Linked DNA regions of Homo sapiens: region 2 is linked to region 1. A link is an interaction called in ENCODE POLR2A ChIA-PET data of the cell type or tissue named here. Cell type or tissue: IMR-90. All regions are shown on one strand.

Region 1 (5,000 bases):
TTCTCACCTATGGCTGCAAAATCTTCTGCGTTTAGCTAGTAGATGGGAAGAGACTGTGGAAGATACACCTATTTCTTAAGCTCCATTATTTGAAGGTGATGTACACCACTCCTGCTCACACTCCATTGACAAGAATTCTAGTCCTATGGCCCTTCCTGGCTTCAAGAGAGACCAAGAAATTATAGTCCCTAATTGGGCGGCTAGTTGCCATCATCAAGTCTCCAATATAGAAGCTAGCTATCCCTGTCATGAAAAGGGCCAATTTTATAATAGTAAGAGTAACAGGCATTTGCGAGCGACACAGGTAGTCTTTGGAAGGAAATTGCCACTGTGGTACTTTCTATTTCATTTTCAAGACCTCTTCCCAGCCTTCTTCCACCAAATTTGCTGCATAGAATTTATCTTTCTCCCCACATTGTGGAGACAGCAGGAACTGAGCAGAGAAGAATTTCTGAGGCAGCAGATTTAAGAGCCAAGAATAAAGTGGGGACTGACTCTTTTTTCTAGGATAGGCATGTGGGGACAGAAACAACAGGTCAGGGAGGAGTTAAATGACAAGGACTGTGAGAAAGCAGATGAGTGAAGAGGTGAAAGCAGGAAACTGAGAGCACCCACATGGGATGTGTGGGGCCACATCCTTCTGTGTGGTGCTACATCCTTCTGTGTGGTGCTGGCAAACAGGTAAGCTTAGATGAACCTATGCTCTATTTCCCTTTTTCTCTCTACTCCTTCCCTTTCTATTTTATGGTTTTGGGGCTGATCACCTGAACATTTTACAAAAGAACTATTTAAATGCCAATGGGATTAGTGTCTTTTGCATAAGAAAAGTGGGCTAGATGGTATTCAGAATGGATCAAAATGAGTCATTCTTTGGTCTTATGATAAGCATTAGCCCACAACCTCAATTTGGAATAATCAAAAGTGAGGAATAACCACCAGGAGATGATGACCCCGCATGAGAGATATTCAGTCAGTTCTCTCGTTGCTTATCTCCCCAAAGCAATAGCTAAAGATACATCCTGAAAGCCATGAGAGTTTCAAGCACCTTCCCGTTGATGCTCACTGCGATTTCAAATACAGCACTGGAAATGAGCATAATTATCCTGATATGTGTGGACAGTTCAGTGCACAATAGGTTGAGATGATTAACTCTCTTATTCAGGACACTACATTTCTATTATGTTACATTAGTCTTGTTGAAAGTCATGTACCATGCTATTCCATAATGAGCTTACAGTCAACTAATCCCCTATGGCTTTGTTTTACACGAATTTCTAGAAAACTAAGACTTCTCCCATTCTATATTTGCACAGTTCATTTTGGAACTAAGGGTGGGACCCAAAATGTATCTCTGATAAAATTCATCTTGTGTATTCTATCCCCTCCTTCTAGCCTGCCTTCTGAATCTAGATTTTGTCATACAGCGTTATTAACTATCCCTCCCAGCTGGGTGCCATCTGCAACTTTGATAGCAAGCTTTCTCCATGATTTAGGCAGACATTTGTGATGGTCAAGTTTCAGCAGACTACTGTTTTGCATAGGCTATTGTTAAAATGAGCTTGTATCCCTTTGCATATATTATTCAATGAAAGGAAATTAGTAGGCCAGTGAACCAATGGTTGAGCTACCAACTGCAGAGAAGGTGACATGTTAAAACTTTGAATTGGCTCTATTTTACTTTTTGTATTGCTCCTGAAAGGTGAAAGGGGATAGCAGAAAAATCCTTTCTTGGTGCTGGAGAAATTGTTTGTTCTTGTTTGAGGACTAATAGATGTCTAACAGGTATCATTGGAACTTGCACATAACCAAAGCAAAACTTTTATTTTCCCTCCCAATCAGCTTCTCCCTAAGCTGCCTCATCTCAGAAAATGACACTTTCATTCTTCCATTTGCTCAGTCCATAAAACCTTGGTGTCATTTTCACTCTACTTTTTTTTTTCCCACTCCAAATGCAAATTATTAGCAAATTTTTTCAGCTCAACCTTCAGAAAATATCCAGGACTTCATCATGTTTTCATCACCCCAACTGCCACCACCCTTCTTCACCCTGACATCTTCTCTTGCCTGGATTATAGCCACAGCCTCCGAAGAGGTGAACCTGTCTCCTGATTTCCATTGTTGTCCAACCATAGCCCCCTTAGCAGCCAAAGCCATCCTTTAGAAAAACTAAGTCAGATCATGCCACTCTTCCGCTTAAAGCTCTCCGACGGCTCACTCAGAACGACCTATGCCAGCCTAAAGCGTCCTAGATGATCAGGCCCTTCTGATCCCTCTGACCCCTCTGACCTCCTCTCTCAGTCCTCCCGCTTGTTCACTGCACTTCGGCCACAGCTTTGGCTGTGCCCTTTCTATTTTACATTTTTTCCTGCTAAAATGCTCCTTTCCTGGTTATATGCATAGCAAGGTTTTGTTACCTTTTCATAAGGCCTTCTCTAACCATCCTATATAAAATAGCACACCTCTCCCACCTCGAGTGTTTTTTTCTGTCTTTTTATTCCATTTTATTTTTCTCCATAGCCTTTAGCACTACCTGGGCACAATATTCACTGATTTCTGGCTTATTGTCTCTCTCTTTCCACTAGAATATAAACTCCATAAGGGCAAGGGCTTTGTTTTGTTCACTACTATACTCTAGTGCTTAGAACAAGCCTGACACATAAAAAGCTTGCAATAAATATGTGTGGAATAAATGAGCCAGTGGCATTGAGTTCAACATGGTGTTATCTGGTCTCAGTTGCTTCAGATGTAATGTGATATTCGTTCAACAGATTTCAATCCATTTTTTCTCCCAATGCTAAGGAATTCTTCCTTTAAGTGAATATATAAGCAGAAATCAAACCATTTCAACCAGAAAAGCTCCACTTCTAATTAATTAATTATATTAAGTGAGCTTTTCTGGTTTACATGAGGGTAGAAAATAAATCAAGAACTGCCCCCCACTCCCCCAGTCATCATGTCTGCTCCAAAGTTTCCTCAGGGAGAATGTTTAAAAACCACAAAACCTAAATATTTCTATGACTTGATCAGTATGATGACTAGGAGTTACCAGAATTCATTACTAAGAATCATTGTGGTATATCATCATTTATGAGATTTTTTTAAAGGGGAAGCAATTATTTTTTAAACCTTATTTGAGCTTAGCTCTTACATCTTCCCTCCCAGTACTGAGGTGGGGGATAGATTAGATGACCTCTGAAGGTCTTGTTTCAGGATGAAGATTGTATGATGAAACATGAGCAGCCAGTGCTGCCATAATGTGTGTTCCTGCCTGAGATAGGAGAAAGGAGCTGTGGATTTTAGGGGAAGATGAAACTGAAATTTCAAATGCGACTCAACCCATTGCTGAAATGGAGGAACATTAAGTCTTCAAAGTTAAATGCAGATTCAATTAGAAATTTCACTGAAATTTCAAATTACAACCATTTTTCCCTCTAAACGACAGAATTATATGGCGTCAAGGAGAAACTGACAGGTAATTTGGGAAACTAAAGGTTCCTTGGACTCCGTAGTTAATGGAGAGTTTAGCACCAATTCCTGCGTAATTTGCACTTCTGAGAAGCAGAATTATTATAAAGTCAGACATCTCCAGCACTTTCAACTCTTGGATCTGCCGGGCTCTAAGATGACCAGGAATGTGGAAGGACCGAGGTCAGAGGTTGCCATTTCAATATCTGAGGCTGCCCAGCTCCCCCAAACTGGCATTTGAACTGAAGAGTTGAAAATTGGAGGTGACATTCAGAAGTCTCTGAAAATTATAACCCCGACTTCCTCCTTGAAAAGCTTATCTGAATCCTAGCTTATCCTTTGATGGGGTTACTGAAAAAGCACTCTGCTCTGAGCTCTTGAAAGATAACATTCAGCGCAAGTGAGGCCTGGCTGTATCCCTTGGGGGAAAACAGTGGCAGATGTAACAAGCTGGGGACGCTAATTAAAGGGTCTGGGCAACTTTCTGGGGATGAAGGAGTCTGCCCCTTCAGTCTCTGCTCCTCATGCTCATCAGGGAGTAACACCCTGAGTGCATGGGGCCCCATTAATAGAGGGGCCCTCCACTGCTGCCCCAGGAGGCAGCCTTCGTGCCTAAAACGGGGGTCACTCGGGAGAGGATGACTTCTCCTGCTGCTCAGGTGGCTTCTCTGCCTGTCTTTCTGTGGAACAGGGATGAGAAGGGAGTGAAGAGCTGCAAGGCCAAAGATCCCTTCTTTCCCAGGCATCAGGTAAGTCTCAGCAGTCCTGCAGACTGAACCACGGTCAGTGTTGGAATCAATGCTCCCGACTCCTTTGAGATGCAACTAGAACCATCCCTCATTTACTGCCACCAGTGCCGGTCTACTCTCTTTCTGAGCTCCACACTGCTCAGGGTCTCTCATGTTTGTTTTTGCCCTTCTCATTCTCTGCCTTACATGGCTATTTAAACATTTGCTGTGGGTTCCAGGACCTTCCAGCCAGGTGATAAGGTCCGTGAAAGCAGGAACTGTGTCTTATAATTGTAGCGCTCCCAAAGCTTCCTATAAGTTGCTGAGTACATAATAGGTGCCCATAAAATACTCTGCTCATCATCCGTCAAGTATCCAGTGAGCATGTTCGTTTTGTAGGACATGGCCCACTAAGTAGGAACCTGCTGCCTCCTCCTGCCCCCTGCCTCTGCCTCCAGCTGGCTGTGTGGCTTTGGACAAATAAACTCACTCTTGTAGCCTCCGTTTTTTACCTATCGTGAAGGGTAGAAAAGCCAGCCTTGTCTATTTCATAGCATAGTTGTAAAGGTTAAAGCAGTAAATTAATATGCTTGGTTTTTGGTCAAAATTATAATTTTTGTTTATAAGCACATGGGATTTAGGCTAGAGTTTTAGACACCTCTCTGGGTGTCAGTTTTTTAAGTAACATTTTTCATTCTTTATATTTTTAAAATGTATCCATTGTTCAATAAATATGCAATGAGTACTCACTATATGCAGAATATTGTGCTACCTGCTAGGAATAAAAGGATGCATCTAAGCCATGTC
Region 2 (5,000 bases), 1.7 Mb before region 1:
AACATAATAGCATTTGACTTTTATAAATATCAGAGGTGATTTGTATAGCATTTCACATTCTGTGCCAAGGAATTTAACATGAGAAAGCTCAGGCTGAAGAACGGCCGCGGAACGTCATAGGCACTTTGGGAGGAGGGTCATGTGCTGCTGTTTGTACAGTCAGTGCCCCAGCATAGATTTACTCTTGACCTAATTTCATGCTGTTACTATAAAGGCATGTTTGATGCCTAATATAGAGTTTTATTTTCCAAGCACAGGGGCTCTCGGCTGTGCTGGAGCTGCTTGCTGTAGAGTAGGGAGGAACAACCCAGCCGTCTCCTGCTGGCCCAGACCAGCTATTCTTTCTCTCCATTGTTCACCCTAGTGGCTCCCAGGGCCCCTCTGGCCACCTTCTGGAGGGGCCCCCGATACTCTTTTTTAAATTAATAAATTTCATTTTTTTAAGAGCAGCTTTAGGTTATAGCAAAATGGAATGGAGAGTATAGAGTTCCCACTGTACCCCCGTCCTCACACGCAAGTGCACAGCCTCCCCCACCATCAACATCCCACGCCACATGGGTGGTACATTTGTTACAATTGGTGAGTCTACGCTGGCACATCATTGTCACCCAGGGCCCACAGTTCACATGAGGGTTCACTCCTGGTGGTGTACAGTCTGTGGATTTGGACAGACATGTAAGGACACGCATTCACCATTTTTGTATCATACAGAATAGCCGCTTCACTGCCCTGAAAGTCCTTTGTGCTCTGCCCTTTCATCACCCCAGCACATTTTATATGAAGCATCACTGCCCTGGACAGTGATTTGAGGGGATCAGTGGTGTTTGGCTCTTTTGGGATTGGAGAAGGAGAATTTAAGCAAGGCAGGTTTGGATTAGAAAGGGCTGAAGCTCATTTCCTCCACAGACATCTTGAGTGTTTCTCGATGCCAGACATGGATGCTGGGTCCTGGGATAGGGATTTTGGACATGTATGCTGGGACCTGGGACCGGGATGCCAGACACGGATGCTGGGCCCCGGGACGGGGATGCCGGACATGGATGCCGGGCCCCGGGACGGGGATGACGGACATGGATGCCGCTGGGCCCAGGGACGGGGATGCCGGACATGGATGCCGCTGGGCCCAGGGACGGGGATGCCGGACATGGATGCCGCTGGGCCCCGGGATGGGGATGCCGGACATGGATGCCGCTGGGCCCCGGGACGGGGCTGCTGGACATGGATGCCGCTGGGCCCCGGGACGGGGATGCTGGACATGGATGCTGGGCCCCGGGATGGGGATGCCAGCCATGGATGCCGCTGGGCAGTGGGCAGGACACAGACCTTGCCCTTCCCCGGCCTCCCACCCTAGTGGAAATGTGATTGCAGATTACCATTGGGGATGTGGAGGCAGCATGGTGTTTGGAAGCAATAATGAATTAGGAGAAGGAGAACTAGGTTCTTATCCTGGCTCTGCTATGGACTTGCTTCATATGGGACAAATGGCTTCGTTTCCTTGCTTCTCTCAAAGGTAGTGTGTAGGAATTGGGCAAGAAAAGTACTGTTTGGGGGGTTCTGTGGTTCCAAGGACAGCCTAAGATTCTGATCTTGCATTGATGGTCTGTATTTTTCTCAACCTTAGTTTTTCACATTTGTAAACTACGATTAATAATCATAATGGTTGCTGTAAGAACTACATAAAACCATACATGTGGGGCCGGGCACGGTGGCTCACACCTGTAATCCCAGCACTTTGGGAGGCCGAGGTGGGCGGATCATGAGGTCAGGAGATCAAGACCATCCTGGCTAACATGGTGAAACCCTGTCTCTACTAAAAATACAAAAAATTAGCCGGGCTTGGTGGCGGGCACCTGTAGTCCCAGCTACTTGGGAGGCTGAGGCAGGAGAATGGTGTGAACCCGGGAGGCGGAGCTTGCAGTGAGAAGAGATCACGCCACTGCACTCCAGCCTGGGGGACAGAGCGAGACTCCGTCTCAAAAAAAAAAAAAGAAAAAAAGAAAAAAAAAATCATACATGTGAAGCCCTGAGCCCTGGGAAGGAGGACTGATGTATGCATAAGTGGTAGCTGCTTGCTACTGTTATTTTTAGAGGCCTGCAGTTTCTGTCCCTCACCAGTAGACAAGAATTCCTCCACTTTATTTAGTAGCTTATTCAGTAACAGTGTATTAAATACCTACTGTGTCTGAAGAAGGGATTAAAGATGAAGATCTTTTGCCTCTTAAAAACTGTTCTAGAAATTGGAGGGGAAGGATAGAGTCTGATCTTTGAGGACTATTATTCAGAACGTGGTCTGTGCCCAGCACTGTGGCTTTTTATGTATGGTCCAATATAGTCATCAGGACACCACTAAGGGGGGCTTCACTGTCTGCATCACTGATGAGGAATCACAGGCCCAGAGAGGCTTAAATAATATGACTCATCCAGTGGCAGGACTGGGATTCCAGGTTGGTGTTTTCTTGGGGTGATCTGGCAGGACTCACCGTCCTCACTGGTCTGAGTTGCCCCTTCACTCTCAGAATTGTCCCCACATCCGAGTCCTGAATAATCAACCTCAGTTCTTGATCTCAGGTTTCCACTCGTCTCCCCTCGTGCCCATGCTCAGCCCCTCAAGCTTCTCCTTTATCCCTCTCTCTCCCACTGTCCACTCCTGTGTTTCCTCTCTGACTTCTCACCCTTCTCCTTAGTGACGCCATGGCTGCCTGATGACAGAAAGGAGTTAATAAAAACCAATGTGTAACTGAAACTTGAAAGGCCATAAATTGCCTTGTTTTTTCTAGGATGTTGGTAGCATTTTGATTTAATAGTTGGACAAACACAAGGGCCTATTTTATTCAGAGTTTACAGGCCTCAAGGCTGTTATTCCTCCAAAGTTAATAGCATTGAAATTGCAGGGTTTGCTATAATTTGCCTATCGCTTTCTGCTCCACCATTGATGTTTACTGTCAGCGGGATGGAATCTCAATCCGACTCACTTAGATAACATGTCTGTTAAACATTTAGATAATTGTACCATCATTAACTTGTCACATTATTTTAGAGATTCAAAACAGAGGCAGGGTAAGTAGAGGTACCCAAAGGGAGTGGAGGTGGGAGGAGGGGGAGGAGGAGGAGGAGGAAGAGACAACCTCTTCTGAGTTAGACAGCCAGGAGAGGAGAAAGTTCATTGCACACCTTGGCATCTCATTGGAGGTGTCTAAGTTAAGGAGGTACGTGCCACCAAGCCGGGCCCAGGGTTGCTCCCTGAGGAATCCGGGGACCAGTGTCTCAACCACCGACCGCCGTGGCAGTAGGGCCTGTTATCAGCAGGCCCCTGAGACAGTGTGGCAAATGCTCAGAAACCCTTGGCGTTTCATCCCCGACTTTGGCCTTTATGTACCAAAGTTTCTAAGCTTTCCTTAGGGATGCTGATTGCAACACTATTTGTAATTGCAAAGCAATGAGAATGACCTAAATATCCAAAAGTAAGGAATCTGTCAATGATGGTATGGAAAGATGTCCATGATGTTTTGCATGATAAAAGCTGATTAGAGAAATCAGGTTATATAGTGTGGTCCCATTTCATATAAAATACTAAAGCCACCCTATAAGACTCTGTAATGCTCTATACCTGTTAACAATGATTATCTTTAGAAGTGGGATTATAGGGCAAAGGTGTTCTACTTTCTGCTTTATCTATTTTTGAGTAATAATAATGATGATTTACAAGCACATATCACTTACATAATTTTAAAAATTAAAGTCACTTTATAAATAAGAAAAATATCACCTTCAAGTCTCATTCTGTGTATGGAAGGAGGACTTCTAAAAAGAAAAGGCTGCAAGTACAAATAAATGAGTTTTGGGAGCGCTCATGGACATCAGTATCTCAGCCACACTGGCAGGTGCCTCAGTTTCCCACTGTTAGAACAGATAAATGCCAGATGGAGAATGCAGCACAGGGGAATGGGCCTGTGCCAGCACTCAGAGGTCAGGGCTGCTGTCTTGTTCACTATGGGCCTGACGGAGGAAGTGAGTAAGAAGAGAGCTTTTTCTTACACCGACATAAGGACTGAGGTCACACCTGGAGGGGGTGACAGAGGCCACAAATAAGAATGAGCTCAGCTGGAAGTGGGAGTGACTCCCCATATGGGAGACTTGGGGATCAATTAAATATCAACAGTAGTGGGGCACTGAGCTTGGAATACAAAACTGCCCTCGAGAAATAACGGGGTGTTTGCTCCCTGTTCCCATGGTACCACGAGGTCACAGAGGTGACTACAGTGCTGTCCATCTGGCTTTGGACACTGTTATCTCCTGCATTCCCAGGGCCTTCTGTGTGACCTGGGCGAGAGAACTGTCACTATTGCCTCTCTCCAATCTGTGTGTGCCCCAGTGACACAGGCAATAGGAAAAATGTTTCCCCAACTGTACCGTAAATAATGCAGATATTTGGGCGTGGGAGAAACAAATAATATCAATATTTTATAGACTGTAGGCTAAATAATGTATATATTTAGAAAAGCGGCTTAAATATTTCATATGCTGCAGTGAAGATTCCTGCTTAGAGGCATAATTTGGGCTGGTGAGGGCTGTGGGTTAAGGATGCAGTCCTGCGGAGCCCCGGGGTGAGGGGGCAGAGGGGAATGCAGTAAAAGTGTGTGTGTGAGATTGGAGTGTGGCAAGGACAGGCAGGTATCACTTATTTGGAACCCAAGTAGTTGGAAGTCTCAGATTTTTTTTAACTGTCCTGTGCTCTTTTTGTTTTTAATGTGGGAGAGAGACAAATGACAACCTAATAACAAGAATTTATTTTCAAAAAGTAACTTCCAACCCAAGAGAATTGAAAATGTGTCCACATAAAAACTTACTCATGAACATTCATAGCAGTGTTGTTCACAATAGCCAAAAGGTGGAAACTACCCAATTGCCTATCAGCTGATGCATGGATATACAAAATGTGGTATATCCATACCATGGACTATAATTTGGCCATAAAAAGAGTAAAATATTGATGCATGTTA

The links. ChIA-PET counts read pairs that join two places held together with the same protein. Peaks named below come from ENCODE experiments on the same cell type or tissue, not always from the same donor. Only the 100,000 strongest peaks of a DNase experiment are listed, where the experiment ranks them.
Region 2: POLR2A ChIA-PET joins it to region 1 with 6 read pairs; 1 of 35 experiments calls an interaction of 5 or more read pairs at or near these places.

Annotation. Positions count from the first base shown.
Region 1 is chr11:115,902,509-115,907,508 of GRCh38, forward strand. No RefSeq gene overlaps it. Among named protein-coding and RNA genes, the nearest start is that of LINC02703, 15 kb to the right of the region's middle. In IMR-90, no CTCF peak of the experiment used is centred here; a DNase peak (open chromatin) is centred at 3,013.
Region 2 is chr11:114,198,153-114,203,152 of GRCh38, forward strand. All of the region lies in intron 4 of ZBTB16 (zinc finger and BTB domain containing 16), which reads left to right. Among named protein-coding and RNA genes, the nearest start is that of NNMT, 96 kb to the right of the region's middle. In IMR-90, no CTCF peak of the experiment used is centred here; a DNase peak (open chromatin) is centred at 119; H3K27ac peaks cover 556 bases.